2 separate regions of the Mus musculus genome follow, and region 2 is linked to region 1. Evidence: chromatin loops called from intact Hi-C (ENCODE). Cell type or tissue: gastrocnemius. All regions are shown on one strand.

Evidence for each region. Peaks named below come from ENCODE experiments on the same cell type or tissue, not always from the same donor. Only the 100,000 strongest peaks of a DNase experiment are listed, where the experiment ranks them.
Region 2: a loop joins it to region 1, with 7 times the contacts of the local background. A loop is called at or near these places in 13 of 42 quality-filtered maps.

The regions. Positions count from the first base shown.
Region 1 is chr6:5,407,540-5,415,539 of GRCm38, reverse strand. All of the region lies in intron 2 of Asb4 (ankyrin repeat and SOCS box-containing 4), which reads right to left. Among named protein-coding and RNA genes, the nearest start is that of Asb4, 21 kb to the right of the region's middle. In gastrocnemius, no CTCF peak of the experiment used is centred here; DNase peaks (open chromatin) are centred at 2,076, 4,398 and 6,901; H3K4me3 peaks cover 187 bases; H3K27ac peaks cover 1,676 bases.
Region 2 is chr6:5,492,758-5,500,757 of GRCm38, reverse strand. Pdk4 (pyruvate dehydrogenase kinase, isoenzyme 4) reads left to right here and starts at 4,480. Exons shown (of 11, transcript NM_013743.2): 1 at 4,480-4,725; 2 at 5,727-5,868; 3 at 7,981-8,000. The coding sequence starts at 4,596. In gastrocnemius, no CTCF peak of the experiment used is centred here; DNase peaks (open chromatin) are centred at 4,204 and 4,626; H3K4me3 peaks cover 4,870 bases; H3K27ac peaks cover 7,656 bases.

The DNA of each region.
Region 1 (8,000 bases):
TGGATCTCATGGAGGCATTTCCTCAACTGAAGCTCCTTACTCTGTGATAACTCCAGCTGTGTCAAGTTGTCACAAAACTAGCCAGTACACCATGGGAGGCAGCCAGTAAGCCACACTTCCCCAGGATTCTGCCTGGGGTTCCTGTACTGACTTCCCTTGGCAGTGGACTATGAGCTGGGGTTTCTAAGCTGAAATCAACCCTTATCTTCTTCAAGTTGCTTTTGGTCATGGTATTTTACCACAGGGTCTGGAACTGTAACTCGGATGCTACCCACTCATTATCAAGCTACCGCCATTGATGAGAAATCCCTTCTTACCACTTTTCAGCCACAGTCCTCAACGATACAAATGAAATCACAGCAATTTGGTGGCCTCCCCTTTCACGTCATCTTAAGTAACTACTCTTTTCTTACAAATGGTAATAGGATGAAGCGTTTATGGTGCCATAGATTACGGTGACCCATGACACATATGAGCATACAAAGGAAATATTAATTCAGATGGATGGTACAGGTCTCAGGAAGAACCGATTGCATTTACTGACTTCATAAGGGTTTAGTTCCCAGCTGGCTGGCTGCTTTACTGGAATTATTTCATCTTAGTGCTTTTCCATTCACTCTCACTGGTGTGAGTTACACCTGACTCGGTTTGAAGGGTGGCAGTACACATCCATGCAGGTAAAACATAGCATGTTTGTCTAGTTGCCCCCTTACAAATATATTAAAGAAATCTACTTTGGAGCACTCCCAGGCACTTTCCATACTGTTTCTCACTTATAAACACTTATATTATTTTTGGGACATCTCTTATTCCAAGGTTGAAGCTCATTTCTTTCCTGTTCAGAGCTCTTCATTTTCCTTGAGTTCTAGAATTGTTCCTCAGGTCTGCTTCTTTGTCAAGGATGCAATTTTGTCCAGGATCAAGTTTGTTATTAACTGCCATCAAAGCATATTTTCAGTTACCTGCTTTATTCTGGTTTCAATTTTGTCCCTTTGGTCTACAATCTAAAGCGAATATACCCCCTCATATTTTCCATAGCCCTGTTTTAAATGAAGCCTCAAGTGAACGACTGTCATCCTTAAGGTCCCATTACCCTAGAACTTGCATTTTCTGCAGTGTGAAGTCCAAAACTCATTTCTCCCCTTACCACAGGAACCCACACCTCTTCATTCCCTGTAGACTGACTGTCCTTTAAAGTGTATGTCACACACTGAGGTTGTCCTTTAAAGTGTATGTCACACACTGAGGTTGTCCTTTAAAGTGTATGTCACACACTGAGGTTACTTTTATCCTTTCTTATCAGTAATCTCACCAACTCCAGTGACTTCTCTATTATCACGGAATAGCAAAGGTTCTGGTTCACTCTTCCTTTTCCCTCTACCCTGACACTGTGGGTAACCCACCCAACACACTCTCGGTTACAGTTGTTGATTCTTCTGGGGGAAAATTTCACCACCATTATCAAGCACCTGCGTGGACCTGCCTGTTGAAGATTCTCTGCTAAATGCTTCCCCATGTCCATCCTGTTAGGCTCACTTTGAGCCCCTGGTTAATGCTTCCCAGGTGACCTTAGCTAAGTTATTCAACTTTTCTTTGATTCCCAACATATGCTAAGCTCTCCTTAGGCTATGATTTAATCAGGATAAGTTAAATGTGTTTCTGTAACAACATTCAAATGCCTGAGGCTTAAAGCAAAGGAAGTTCCTCACTCCTCTCCCCGAGACAAAGTAGCTAGAGGGGCAGGAAGAGTTTCCTTCTTGGTGTGTTAAATTTGACATTCTTTAGTATCATTATTAAATATCCAGGGGTTGTGAGTTTTACACGGTGAAATAGAGGGTTCTGGATGTCCGGGAGGTGAGGCAGGCTGGAAAATCTCAAGTGAACACCCTTGGATGGTATTGAAACCACGGGACTGGATGGGCACAGCCATATTTGAGTTTAGACAGGAAAACCTGTAGCAATGCACTAACACTTCCCTGCACAACAGAGAAAGAGATGCCGTCCTTGTGGCTGCTGGCAGGGAAGCAAAGCACGGGCTGTCAGCTCAGCTCTGTCCTTGTGGCTGGCCACGCTCCTCCACAGTTGCCTCATCTTAGAGAAGGCATCCTGCCAAAGCCCAGCTGAGGTGTGCTTGCCTTAGCCGCATGAGAACAGGAAGCAGAGATAGTAAACTAGTTCCCCGAGACTCCTGAAGCAAATCTTTTTCATATCAAGGCTTACCTGCCGGCTTCCTCACAATATTGCTTCTCGTCCCCTGGGAGGCAGATGTTTTTCAAACAGCCTATGTTTATTTATCATTTTGTTTATTTTAAGGTTACTGAACCTGAAAGAAAAGATATCTTTCTAGATGCGCAGCTGGAAAACAAGATGCGGGTACTGACTGCGCTCAGGCATCTTATGTTTACTTCATTTTCTTTTATCTTTTTAATTCCAAAGCCCACTGATTAAAATTTAGCCAAGTAACCAGAGATAAGAGTGAATAGCTCACACTCGTGGAAAATGGGCTGTTATTATGCAGTCTTGCATTCATCTTGTGGGGCACATGGTGAGACCGTATCTTCCCTTGAAACTGTTGAAATGCTTTTCTGTAGAAATGAATGCTATTATTGCCATTCAACTGAAAAAAGAGGCTAATCCAGAGGAACTTAAAAAAACAAAACAAAAACAAAAACAAAAAAAACAGAATATAGGCTTCTTACTTTACCCAGGGACACAATTCTGCTCTGGTGGCTTTCTGAGTGTCACGTGACAACAAGCTCAGCTAGGAAGGGGACCTTGGAGAAAGGCCTTCTTCTGCGAATACAGTTGGGGAGGGTTGCAGCTATTATATCCAGACCTCCCTCTGTGTGGTGAGAAAAGTTGAGACTGATAACCAGGTCCTCAGTAAGAAATGGCTGCCGGCAATGCCTAGGGAAATGGGAGATGGCTGCTAGTTACCTACCACTGCAATCGCAGACCATCACAAATGAAGTGGCTCAGAGTGGCACAAATGCATTATCTTATAATGCCACGGCCAGAGGTTGGAACCATGACTCAGCAGAAGTGGTACCTGGGCCAGGATCAGCCAAAAGTTATTGGATCCAAATTTTACCGAATACTATTCTAGATGTTTCTTATGGTGGTGCTTGTTTTAATTGCTAACTTATTTATTTAAGATACAAAATAGTGTGTTTTATTATGACACATATATACTTACTACATATCCTTCATTGTATCTTGTTTATTCTCATGCTGTCGTGCTATTTCCCTCTTCCCCCAGCTGATCCACTTCCCCCACCCCCCACAAAGTCCCCCTTCTGCCCTTACTTTCTGTACATATGTGAAACTCACACATATGTTTTCCACAGATGAAAAAAGTCAACATTTTTATATTACTCCCTGGCCTCCTGGCTTCTTTTTGTAAAAGTGATTTTTTTTTTTTTTTTTGGATAAGATTCTCATTTCAATCTATAGACTTTGAATAAAAGCAGATTGTCTTCCCAGCCTGCAAAAGGAGATCCTTTCCCCTGACTGATGCTCTTTCCAGGGCCTCCCTGAGATGGTAGCAGGGAGCGAGACTGATTTATACAAAACCTCACGTTCTTGCTGCACTAAATGAGGGTTTCTCCTTTACCTATAAGCCCACTATCATTATTCTAGATCAGCATTTCCCAAATTCTGTTCGATGACATATTAATACTGTGTGGTATATTGAAAAGAACTCTGTGATTAGATAAATGCGTGTGTTCTGGGCAACTTTGTACAGGCCCATGTTAGCATGCACAAGACAGGAGGGAAGCTGATGTCTTTAACAAGAGCCTACCCAGAATTATTTGGTCATTGGTCTGTCTTCTGTACCACACCTGCTAGCCACACAACACAGTGGACTTTGGAGCATTTATTCCTAGACAGAAGTAAAGATGCCACACAGACCCAACACAGAAAGAAAGATCCAGACATGATGCATAGTCACTTGCAGGTGTGAGGGTCTTGCTTGTTTCAGCATTCCCTCCAATGCTGAATTGCTTGACCTATTAACAGTGTCTTGAGGAAACTGGTGAGAGCCAAGATTCAAGGGGCTTGTCACTCCATCTCTGTTCTGCACAACTAGTTAAGATCTTAACTCAGGAAATCTTGCTACAGAACTTACACTTTTAGACGTTACTTTTCAGAGTTTAGACTGTCACAACCAAGACAGGCGTGCCCACTGCCCACTGCCCACCCTGATCCAACCAGAAATGTTGGCAAAGGAGGACGTGTCACCGACCTGCTTTTCCCTTATCAGTAGCACCGGAGAACTCAAGTTCATTGACTGACATGCAGGTTATAGTGGAGACAAACATTCTTTGAGCAGGGCAACAGCAAAGTCCAGGACAGTCCCAAGACTGTCCTTACCAGTCACCCTCTCTAGAATAGGTGAGACAGCACCACCTAGTGTCCAGCACAGGTACTCTGCATTGAGGTCACTGACCACTATCTGGTTTTTACAAGTTAAGCCCTTTGCTCCCAGATTTGTTTTAAGTGGTTCAACGGAAAGAATACAGTTAGCCTCATGAGATGGTTTTGAAAGTTAAGAGGAGTGTAGACAAAACTCCAGGTGTGCCATAAAACACCATGTATGACAAGGTTTTGGTTTTCTCTCTCTTTTTGGCAAAGCTCTATAGCCCAGCCTGGCCTAGAACTCGGCATCCTCACAGCCCAGTCCCCCAAACACTGGCACTGCAGGTCTGTGCCATCACACCTGGATTTCTTACAATTATTGTGAAGTCCAGCCTGCCATTTCCTAGGGTTCTTCTGACCTTATCTACAGTGATTCAACCTTCCTTACAGAGAGCAGATTCTCTTTTTACTTCTATCATGCCCCCTTCTTAACTAAGTCTGGCCTTGTCCATTGGAAAAAGGTTGGGTGGGGGTACCAAAATCCTAAATCCACAGTGAACAAAGGCTAAGGATGCTGTGTTGAGGGTCTCTGGTGGTATTGACGAAGAACTACTCTCACTGCTGCAGGGGCAGGGAAGGGGGTTGTCTCAGAAAAGGCAAGTGTCTGCTTTTCTTCAGTTCCCAGGGGCCTTCCGATGAGTAGAAATGTCTTAGGAGCTGGCATGTGCCTCATACTTTTGCCATTTTCCCTCCTTGTGAGTTTTCTCACTTGGATTAGTAAAGAGCTGAGATGAGAGTCTCAGGGCCTTGTCGATTTAACCGGCACCTCCAAACCTGGGTCCTTGAGCACCTGATGAAATTGTTTAGATTATCTTCTGTAAGTCATTACTTGCAGAGGTTACAAAGAAAACAGTGCCTTTGTGTTTCCAAATCTGATATCTTTCTGCTAAATGGTGTTTAAAGTGTTCACAGGATAATGAGGTCCAGGCTCCTCTAAACAAGAAAAAATTATAGAAGCGCTGATGGAAAAAAAATAAAGTCATTCAGGCCCGAGAAAATGCCATCCTTTAATTTCCCGTTCTAGATGCTTCTAGCTATAAGGCGAAGATAACACACCCAGTCTGAAAGCTTAGAGAGGAAGCTGCCTTGGCTTTGAGGGGGGAGCTTAAACTAAAGAAAGCCTGCCGGAAGAGGGAACTGATTTTGAGGATGCCGGAGACTCCTGTTGGCAACACCTCACAATTTGTAATTTGAGAAAATATCCTGGAATAGTCTTGTAGGTAAAAATAATTGGCAATTGGATTGCTAATGGGTACCGCTTAAAAAGAAGCAGCTTAATAACAAGTGAGTTTAGAGGCAGGGGTTTGCTTGGCAACGGGCTGCATCTGCTGCTTAGCATCTCACAGGGTCTCCTTGCTGGAAGTCAGAGCTTCCACTTGCACCCACCCAGCTGGTTTTGTTACTTAATATCTTGCAATTCCTCCAAATTTCAGTAATTTGGAAATTGATCAAAGAGGTATTTTTAATTACAGAGTTTAATTTTAAGGAAAATGAATAAATGGATTTTTAATATAACTTCTTCAATCACTTCCCTCCGCCTCCTTGTATTGTTGCAGCAAATCAGAAAACCCATATAAAGGCATTATCCTATTAAAAAGGACTGAATTGTTCTCACTTAGGTTGTCTGCTTACAAAACTAGATCTTCTGTGTGCTAGAAAATGATGAAGTGGGAATAAATTATTGCTTTGGGGGAGCCAAAGATGCATCAACTGTTGTGTGTGTGTGTGTGTGTGTGTGTGTGTGTGTGTGTCCTTTAAACTAAGCACATTTACCCTGCCCAGCCGACATCCAAAACACCTCATGGTGGGTGACTTTTTTCAAACTACTGGAACTCAGATATAATGGTTAAGCGTCCCAGATCAGGTCAAGGAAGCACAAAGTCTCTGTAGAATTCTTTAATCAGCCCACCGCCTCAGAAGGGAGAGTGGCATACAGTTCGCATTGAGGCACAGTAGGACCAACCAACATGGACTTGGGGAAAACAGCCCTGAGCCTGCTCAAATGAGACAAGCCAGGTTTTCTGATTTCTCATCTGTGAGATGAGGAAAATAACATGCACTTCACACAGTTGTCAGAGAATTAAATGAGACATTTTATTCTAAAGTCCCTGACATAGCCATACCATACGTGCTTAATATATGTTCTTTTCCTTCCCATTTTCTCCTCCGTGTGCATATATGCTGGCAACATCAATTTCTTTTATGTGTAGAGCCGATGCTGTTAACTTTATTAAGCGAGCTTTTTCCATTAAGCATTTATCCTTATTCATTAGCTTGGAGGACTGGTGCACAAAGATATTAAATTATTTACTCAAGTTTAATGAATGAAATTGAAAACCTTTTTTCCCCTGCTTAACATGAATGTGCCCTTTTCAGTATGCAGAGCCTTGTTGCATTTATTCAGCAGCTACTGCTAAGTGCTTAGTTTGGAACACAGGATTAATGAGAGCGGAGACATGGCGTTGGTCACCATGGCGACCAAGCTAGCATTGCTCTGTTCCAAGCTCAGGCAAGGAATGTAGTGCTTAGCTCTGGCCTTCAGTATAGAGCAGGGTGTTCTTTTTCATATATCTGGCTCCCCGTTGCTGTTTCCAATTACTCCTTAATTCCCTTGGGGGGGGGGAATAAATAAAAAGAACATCCCTGGTTCTTTGAAGGCTTCACTTCTTTAGCTACCTAACCTCCTTCCTAAATACATTTATCTTCCCACCAGCTTCTATAGATTCAGACACCTGAGTCGCATTTCGCTTCAGTACATAAGAGCCCACCATTCTTTTGGGTGTCTAATAAACACACGCAGGGATGACCCAGGACCCTGGCCTCTCAGATGTTGGACCCCGTTCTCATCAGTGACTTTTCCCTCCCTTCTGACTCCTACTTACTCTCCAGCATGGATTGAGCCATTTCTGAAGCTAGTTGATCTCTGGCAACCACTCACTCACTTGTCCAATTCTCTGCCATTACCGTCTCTCTTTACATCTGGCTTGCATACCATTGGCTGTAGCCATCTTGAGAGCTTGCAGGATGTCCTTCCTACAATCTCTTTGCCCCGTAGGAGTTCCTTACTTTCATCCCATCCCCTCCAGATAATTTTATGCCCTACCATCCCATCCTCTCTGCTGCCCAAATTTCCAATCCTCTCCCTTTTTATCACAGCACCAGCTTACATTAGATGTGATGGTGGCAGTACCTCCTTCCAAACAGCTGAATGCCCTTTGGCAAGAACCTCACTGTGGCTGTGACATCTTCAGAACAAGCCTGGTACCATGACAGAGGTCAGCAGAGAGGTTTAGCTGGCCCCTCCAGGCGGTCCAGCATTTGTCTTTCTAATTTATTTCTCATGCTCTATAGTCATTATCCCAAACACTTTTCTCTCAGTCTTAAATCCTTGTGCTGACCCGATCTCTTTATGACTTGATTTACTTAGACAATGCAGTGCAAATGGAGACTCCTTCAGACCCTGACAACCATACAACAAAGTCTCCATCCTCCCCCATTTTCACTGTAGGGCATGAGAGAAGTGGGGTTTTCCTCTCCAGAGGCAATCTTATTGCTTTCTCTGGACCTTAGAACCTAAACTT
Region 2 (8,000 bases), 85 kb before region 1:
ACTCTCCCAATAGTTTTGCTTTCACTGATGAAATCATCTACTTCAAAAACTTCAAAAGGTAACTAAGTCAATTTCATCCTGGTGTTTGACAAAACCCAGAGATCCTTCAAACACAGTGACTTCCTCTTAGCTCTTCCCCTCTCTATTTCAGTGCCCTTCCCTTGCCTGCATATGAGGGTCTCTTCCACCTTTAAAACACACGTGGTTCCTTGACTGCTTGCTCCACTCTCACATAACAGATGACACATATAGCTTTTTTGTCTTTCTACCACCTTTTAAGTCAGTAACTGTCCCATTTTTACCTTTATGGTCCTAGCATCGGTCATGGTACCTGTTATATAATAAGTCCTCATTAAAGTTTAGTAGAATTCAATTGCTGCTAATACATTTGAGCAAGTAGGACAGCCTCCCATTTCCTCTTCTCTCAGGATGTTGTAGGTAATAGGCAGATTCAACTAGCCACTAATTCTTTTTTGGGTCTGCAGCTCAGAATATCTGTAGCCAATCAAGACACAAGTATCCTTCCTACTAGTCATTTGCCAATCTTACTCATCCTTCCCAAGCTGGTCCTAAATAGCAGTTCTCAGAGACAGAAGTCCCTGATCACTGACCTATCTCTCCCTCCCAGTGCCCCTTTGCCTCAATAGCATTGCTGCTGTCTGGCATTATCACTGTCAGCAGAGCCTATGAGACATTGATTAAGTCTTTCTTGTGGACTATTGTCTTAATGTCTTCAGTTATAACTTTTATGCTGTCTATTAAATGAAAGTCTCATAAGTATAAAAATAAAAGACCATTGTTTTCTGTCATCCACTGTGAGTCTGAGGTAATTCAGAGGAGATGGCCTTGTATCCAGCAAGACCCCTAATTCAGCTCCTGGGCCTACTGTATTCAAAGTGATCAGCAATTGGAAGAAGTGTTAGGCTCAGATCTACCCAATTATCTACGGCAATCTGCTTTCACTATCATTGTCTGCCATGCCCAACAGAAAGCTGTTCCATCTCCTTTCATGGTCATTCTCTCCAGGAGACTATCTCTGACCACCATGTCCAAGGTTCCTCCAGTTCCTACATTCTTCATGGACATGTTCTTTGTAGCTCTTTACCTGAGTTAATGTATAGGTTCAGTGTCCATCTGCTTTAGCAATAACTATTTCCTACCCCAAGTCCAGAGTCTCCAAGAGGGAACAAACCATGACTGCTTTGATCCTACTCGAACAGCCATTTCCGAAATAACCATTTATCTGTGACATATTTTGTAAGCATTTTCTCCAAATTTTCTGGTCCTCCTTTAACCATAAGTACTCTATGGTCAAATCTGCTAGCTTTTCCATCATGGCTTTGGAGTTTTTGCTATGCGCACTTTTCCATGGCTTCCTTGGACTCTGCCCCTAGAGTGAGGAAAAGACTAGTAATAGTTCTCTTTCTGGGTTTTGATCCATTTTGTCAATCTGAGCCCACCCCTCCATGCACTCACACACTGGCCAAACTGTGGCTTACATTTTCAAAGCTCCCCTAACAGCGTTATATTATGACGTTTTCACCAGACAAATGATGGGAACAATTTAAAGTGGAAGTACAGATGAAAACATAAAGAATCCCATGCTTCCAGCTGATCCCACTTCCCAGCACTGAGTCAGGGAGGAGACTTCTCGTGTTTTGTAATCACTCAGATGAACTTGTGGATCGGGTCGCACCCGTGATTCCCAGACAAACCTTGTGCTTCACCTTTGTCTCAACTGAATCCCTTCCAGGATGTGTGACCCGTCTGAGGATAGAGATCCCAGGCCATTCTCTAGTCACGGTGCCACATGGAACATTTGCCAACTAGGTAAAAAGAAAACCTGACCTGGTCATTGCGGCTTAGCTACCATCAGTGCTGCCAGTAACAACAACAGCCACCATCACCCAGAAATGGCATAGAGGAATGCCGTGTGTTGAGAGCAACGCTGTAAATATTATTGGACAGGATAACTCGGCAACAAAATTTTGGTGACCTCGGTTCACACTTAACCTTTAGTCATTTCTGTGAGCATCATATGACACCACCTGATCCTTAGTCACCACACAACACCATAAGGTATTGCTGAGCACACAATAGGCTTGAGAAAATGGGACTTTCTATATGAAACCTACGTATTGTATCCTACAGTTTCTTTCCTTCCCTCTCTAGATAAGAATATCATTCTTTGTGGCATCGGATGATGCCTGAAAGGAAATAGGATTGTGATTGTGTGTCCAGGGTAAAAGGGGAATGTCTACTTTCTACTTGCTTCATCAAAGAGAGTCTGCCACTCAAGCATCCACATGTGAAACATATCAATGGGACTGACTTTCTTGCAAGCAAAACTTACAATTAATTAATCATAATTTATATTAATTTAAGAGTAAAATTGTTAGCATTAAAAAAAGAAAATACAGTCCCAAGAAAACATGATCATTTCCTACATGCTTGTGAGATGGTGACATGAGTGTTGTATAAGCTCCCAGTCCATAAAACCCAGTACTGCGAGTGCATGTATTGTCCAAGTCATATAATGTGTTACAACTGAACAGAAAACAAAGAAGATATATAGTGACTGACGAGAGAGAGAGAGAGAGAGAGAGAGAGAGAGCCTTGCTTCTTTTTGTTTTTGTTTTTGTTTTTATAATCTCCTGGACAGTTCTTTGCTTCCCTGAGCTTTTGTGATTCCAAGCCTGAATTATGGGTTCTGGCAGTGTCTGTGTGCAGCCAGCGGTGCTGTCTAAGCTCCTTTAGCTTCAGTGCTGGAGCCACAGTGCTATGAATTGCATTTACTTTGCCCACTTTTCTTCCTCTTTTCTCTCAAGAGTCAGTTGCTGATGTCTGGTCATCCACCTCTGGGTTATTTCTCGGTGTCTTTAAGAACCTGCACCAGATGCTCATTACCAGAAAACCGTGACTGTTGAAGGTCTCCATTGGATTTTTTCCCCCATAGGTCTGAGCAAAATGCTTGGACACAATGGCAGGCATAAATGCTAGAACTTATATGTGACCACTAGACAGAGGTGGTGGGATGGACAGAAAGCCAACGTGTTATTTCTAAGCAAGTCACACAAGTGGACACAACATTAGGCAGACCCCCAGTATTGGTGGTAGGTTTAAGAGGAGGAACTTTGATGCTAGACCTGTGCCTGCACAAGTCCACTAAACAGCAGAGCACTGGAATCTGGGGCAGAGTTTGAACTAGAGGCAGAAATCAGACATCAGTCCTGTGACTGGGTGAGCTCTCATGGGGGAAAATGCAAAGAGTGCACCCACCGTCATCTATGACTTTCATAACACCCCAGTCTCCTCATATGCAAGGGTCGAAGGCTAAGGGTGCCTTGGATAACAAACTGCCCTTGCAGTTTATTACTATTAGTAGTTCCCATTACATTGCATTTGCAACCAAGTCGTTACAGCGTCCCTAAACACTGGCTTCATTCTACAGTCCATTTAGAGTGAACGGGAGGACGAGAGAGGTTAGGATGAGAGTGTTATGACCCGCTAGCATGTTTCAACAGCAGTCATTAGGGAGGTCAATATTGGGCAGTAACAAAGTAGGGTAGGATGCACTGAGCCTCTGGGAAATGAAAGAGCCCAAATAACTAAAATATGCTACTGGTGCCTGCTAGTGACAAAGGCTGCTTTTTGGAAGGAGGGCAGCCGCAATGAAGAAAGAGCTTTTGGAGCAGACTGGGGAGTGGAGGGCGGTCAAGAGCAAACTAGAAGGCCTTAGAGAAAGAGGGGAATGACAGGGAAGGGGGACTACAGGGCCAGCCAAACCCTCAGCAAATCGCTCTTTAGTTTGCATTTAATTAACAGGTAGAAAGTGTTACAGGAGAGAAGTGAACTGGGATTTTCCACCACATTAATAATAAGCCTATTTAGGCAGTTTCTAAACTTGAGCTGTTCGCTAAGAAGAAAGTGGATAAAACTGTAGGGTGGTCCTTGCTTTCGAGGTCCAATGGCAAAGAAGCCCATACTTTAGTAAGCAGATGATTGGCTACTGTAAAAGTCCCGCTCTGAGCGAACACCAATGCACGCTCCGCGGTGAGATTCTTGGAAACAGTTTCTGGCTAGGAATGCGTGACATTGAGATGGCTCTGGAGTTGTAAACAAGGACAAGTCTGGGCGGGCCTGAAGTCCTAGCGACCTGGGATCTATCCCAAGGGGGCCCACGTCATCCCGGATGCCTGCTGTGGCTGCTCCCCCTATCCCACCCCAACCCTCCTCCCTCTCACCCTTTGCCCCTTGCAGGCCATGGAAACCGTGTCGGGATCACTGTGCCAGGCCTTTCTAGTGACCGCGGCCAAAGGGAGGAGCCCAAAGTTCTTTCTCTGAGCTGATTGGTGTGGCCCCAAGTTCAGAGTCCCAGAGCCTCCTCCTGGCTGGAGTTGTGGAGAGGGCGTGGAGGTAGATAAAAGGCAAGACATCGGGTGGTGGGAAGACCCAAGTGTCAACCCTTCACCCAGGCTCGAGCACCCGGGACCCTGGGACCACAACGCACTTGCTCCCTCTCGACCGCGCTCCTGACCCGCAGCCCTCGCCAACCCTACGGATCCTAACCACCGCCAGCCTAGGTGGGCGTCAGGATGAAGGCAGCCCGCTTCGTGATGCGCAGCGCCAGCTCGCTGAGCAGCGCCAGCCTGGTCCCCAGGGAGGTCGAGCTGTTCTCCCGCTACAGCCCGTCCCCGCTGTCCATGAAGCAGCTGCTGGACTTTGGTGAGAGGCGGGCGACGCAGGGCCCAGGAGGGTGGCGCTGAGGCTGGGGAGGCCCCAGGATGGGAAGGGCTGAGTTCAGGGCTAGGACGACTGAGGTCTCTTTGACCGAAGAACTCGGGATTCTCAAAAGGCTGTGCACCTGTTTTCCTAGTTTGGTTACTTTCTGACAGTTTGTACCAGAAAGGCTAAGTCACTTGTAACCATACTGATGCTCAACTTCGAATCTACTTTTCTCTTCTCACTGTCTAGATCATTTGAGTGTGTATATATATATATATATATATATATATATATATATATATATATATATATATATATCCTTTCAGCCACCATTTTAATAATGGACTAGAAGCTAAACTAACTCCTTTCTTCCCAATTTCCTAATAACACAAACTTACCTTAGATTGATAGATACAGATTTAAACTCATACTCCCCGCCTCCACACACACCCCGCTGATCTCTTGGCATGCCTAGCAGGCATCTTTACTATTTCTCCTTTATTGTTTTACAAGTATTTACATTACTACTACTACTACAAAAAAAAAAAAAAAAAGACAGTTACTCCTTTTCTTCCGCGGTGGCATATGGAACATTTCAAGATGTCAATGTGGTATTGTTTGTTGCTAGTCTGGAAAGGCCTCTGTCTCCTTCTACCCAGACCCTTTCAGGTTCATACTCATTAAGGGTGTGTTATTGAGTTTGTGGTACAGGCCCTGGACTCACGCATAGAAATAACTGGAGAGTGGTCTGATTTCTCCACCGTGGGCTTATTTTTTTCTTTTCATAAAGAAAATAAACAGTATTTCACCTATATTGGTCACTCTTAAAAAGTGAAAAGGGGGTGAAATTGGACAGAAAGAAAAAGGCACTAAAGATCTAGCTTTAAAGTGTCTATAAGCACTAAGCTAACTGTAGTTAAGATATTATTTTACAACATCCTTTGTATTTGCTATTTAGTCTCAAATTTTCCCCCAAACTGAACACGCTTCACCCACTACAGGTTCAGAAAATGCCTGTGAAAGAACGTCCTTTGCTTTTCTGCGGCAAGAGCTGCCCGTCCGCCTGGCCAATATCCTGAAGGAGATTGACATCCTGCCTGACCGCTTAGTGAACACTCCTTCGGTGCAGCTGGTGAAGAGCTGGTGAGGACACACGGTTTTGAAGTCTCTGGCTTTAAAAGTTACCTGAGCACCACTTCTTAGACCATATTAACAGCGTGCTTGGATAACAGGCGGTCTTAAGAGAAAATAGTTTTGAAAGTTGTAAGTAAGTTTGTATTAACTTAGGGCAGGTTATCATTAGGATTGTTATAAATCTACAAATAGATGTTTGTTAATATCCTAAAAAAGAAAAAAATCGTTCCCCTTCACTTTGGAGGTGTGTGGCTTCTGTTTTTGCTTTTCTTTTCCTTTTCCTTTTCCTTTTCCTTTGTTCCTTGTTGTTATTTGGCTCTTAAGACCGGCTCTGGTGAATCACAGGCTTCCTGGAACTCCTAGGATGACCTTGACATCCTTTCTACTTATCTTCACCTCTTAGTTCCTGGGATTATAACCATGTACTACCATACCCAACTTCCATTACAATATAATTTGGATGTATGGGATAAGTTTGAAGAATAATTGGCATAATGGATTTTTTTTAATTTTTGTCCTTTACATAACAAAGGATGGAATCTGAAATTGTACAAACAATCCTTTGCCTAGAAATTGATGTAGATGTCTGCTGTTCGGAGAGGGTCTACGTTTTGTTCCTTATCAGCAACTAGCAAAGTGATCCTTGGGTTCAAATTCTGCCTTGGCATCTCCCTTAGCATCTTAGCAAGTGCCTGAACCCCTCCCTGCCCGCCTATTGTTACAAGAGATGCTGCGTATAATTAAAGGGAGTAATTTATTTCTTAGACAGACAAAGCAAGCACGTGGCCAACATTCAACCTCGGTTACTTTGACTGTTTTCTTTAAACTAAGAGATGCCTAGCAAGCAGATGTTTGGAGGGCAGATCCATGCTATAAACTGTAGTAGAAAAAGAGTCCTACTCTAGTCCATTGACTGACTGACTGTGCAGCATACCAGTGATTGGAAGAAATATGGTATGCCAAAAGAATTATTCCAATCTGAAATATTACGTGCAGGCTGTGGTACCCATTGCAACTGTCAAGACTTTAGCTCTCCTGCAAGACGTACAGTCAGGAAAAAGAAAACAGAATGATTTAGGTTTTTCTTCTCTTTTTTATTTATTCTTTAATCTTTTTTTTTTTTTTACAGTCCAGACTTTATCCTCCTCCCAGTCCACCCTCTGACTGTTCCACATCCCACACGTCCTCCCCCAATCTCCAAAAGGATGTCCGTACCCACCCCACCCCACCCCACCAGATCTCCCCACTCCCTGGGGCCCCAAGTGTCTTGAGAGTTAGGTGCATCTTCTCTGACTGAGTCCAGACCAGACAGTCCTCTGCTCTATATGAGTTGGGTGCCTCATATCAGCTCAGTGTGTGCTGCCTCGTTAGTGGTTCGGTGTCTGAGAGATCCCAGGGGTCCAGGTTAGTTGAGACTGTTGGTCTTCCTATAGGGTCGCCCTCCTCCTCAGCTTCTTCCAGCTTCTCCCTAATTCAACCACAGGGGTCAGCAGCTTCTATCCATCGGTTGGGTGCAAATATCTGCATCTGACTTTCAACTGCTTGTTGGGTCTTGAGGGCAGTCATGATAGTCCCCTGTCTGTAAGTACACCATAGCATCATAATGGTGTCAGGCCTTGGGTCCTCCCCCTCAGCTGAATCCCAATTTGGGCCTGTTGCTGGACCTCCTTTTCCTCAGGATCTTCTTCAGTTTTGTTCCTGAGGTTCTTTCAGACAGCAACAATTCTGGGTCAGAGTTTTTGACTGTAGGATGGCAAGCCCATCCCTCCACTTGATGCCTTGTCTTTCTGCTGGAGGTGGACTCTACAAGTTCCCTCTCCCCACTGTAGGACATTTCATCTAAGGTCCCTCCCTTTGAGTCCTAAGAGTCTCTCAAGCTTTCTTAAATGTTGATTCTGAGTGATTTTAGTAAAAGAAATGAAAACATCTGCCAACCAAAGTGGTCAGGAAAATAGAGGGGTGGGAAAATTGCAGCTTTAAAAATATGTTAAGCTATTATTTTCCAAACATTTTGAAGAAAAGTTTCAATTTGAAACATAGTGGTCCCCTTCCCCTTTCTGGTCATTCCTAAAGGTATTTTCATTGCATCTGACATTGATTGCAAAACGTCTGTCTTCACAGGTATATCCAGAGCCTGATGG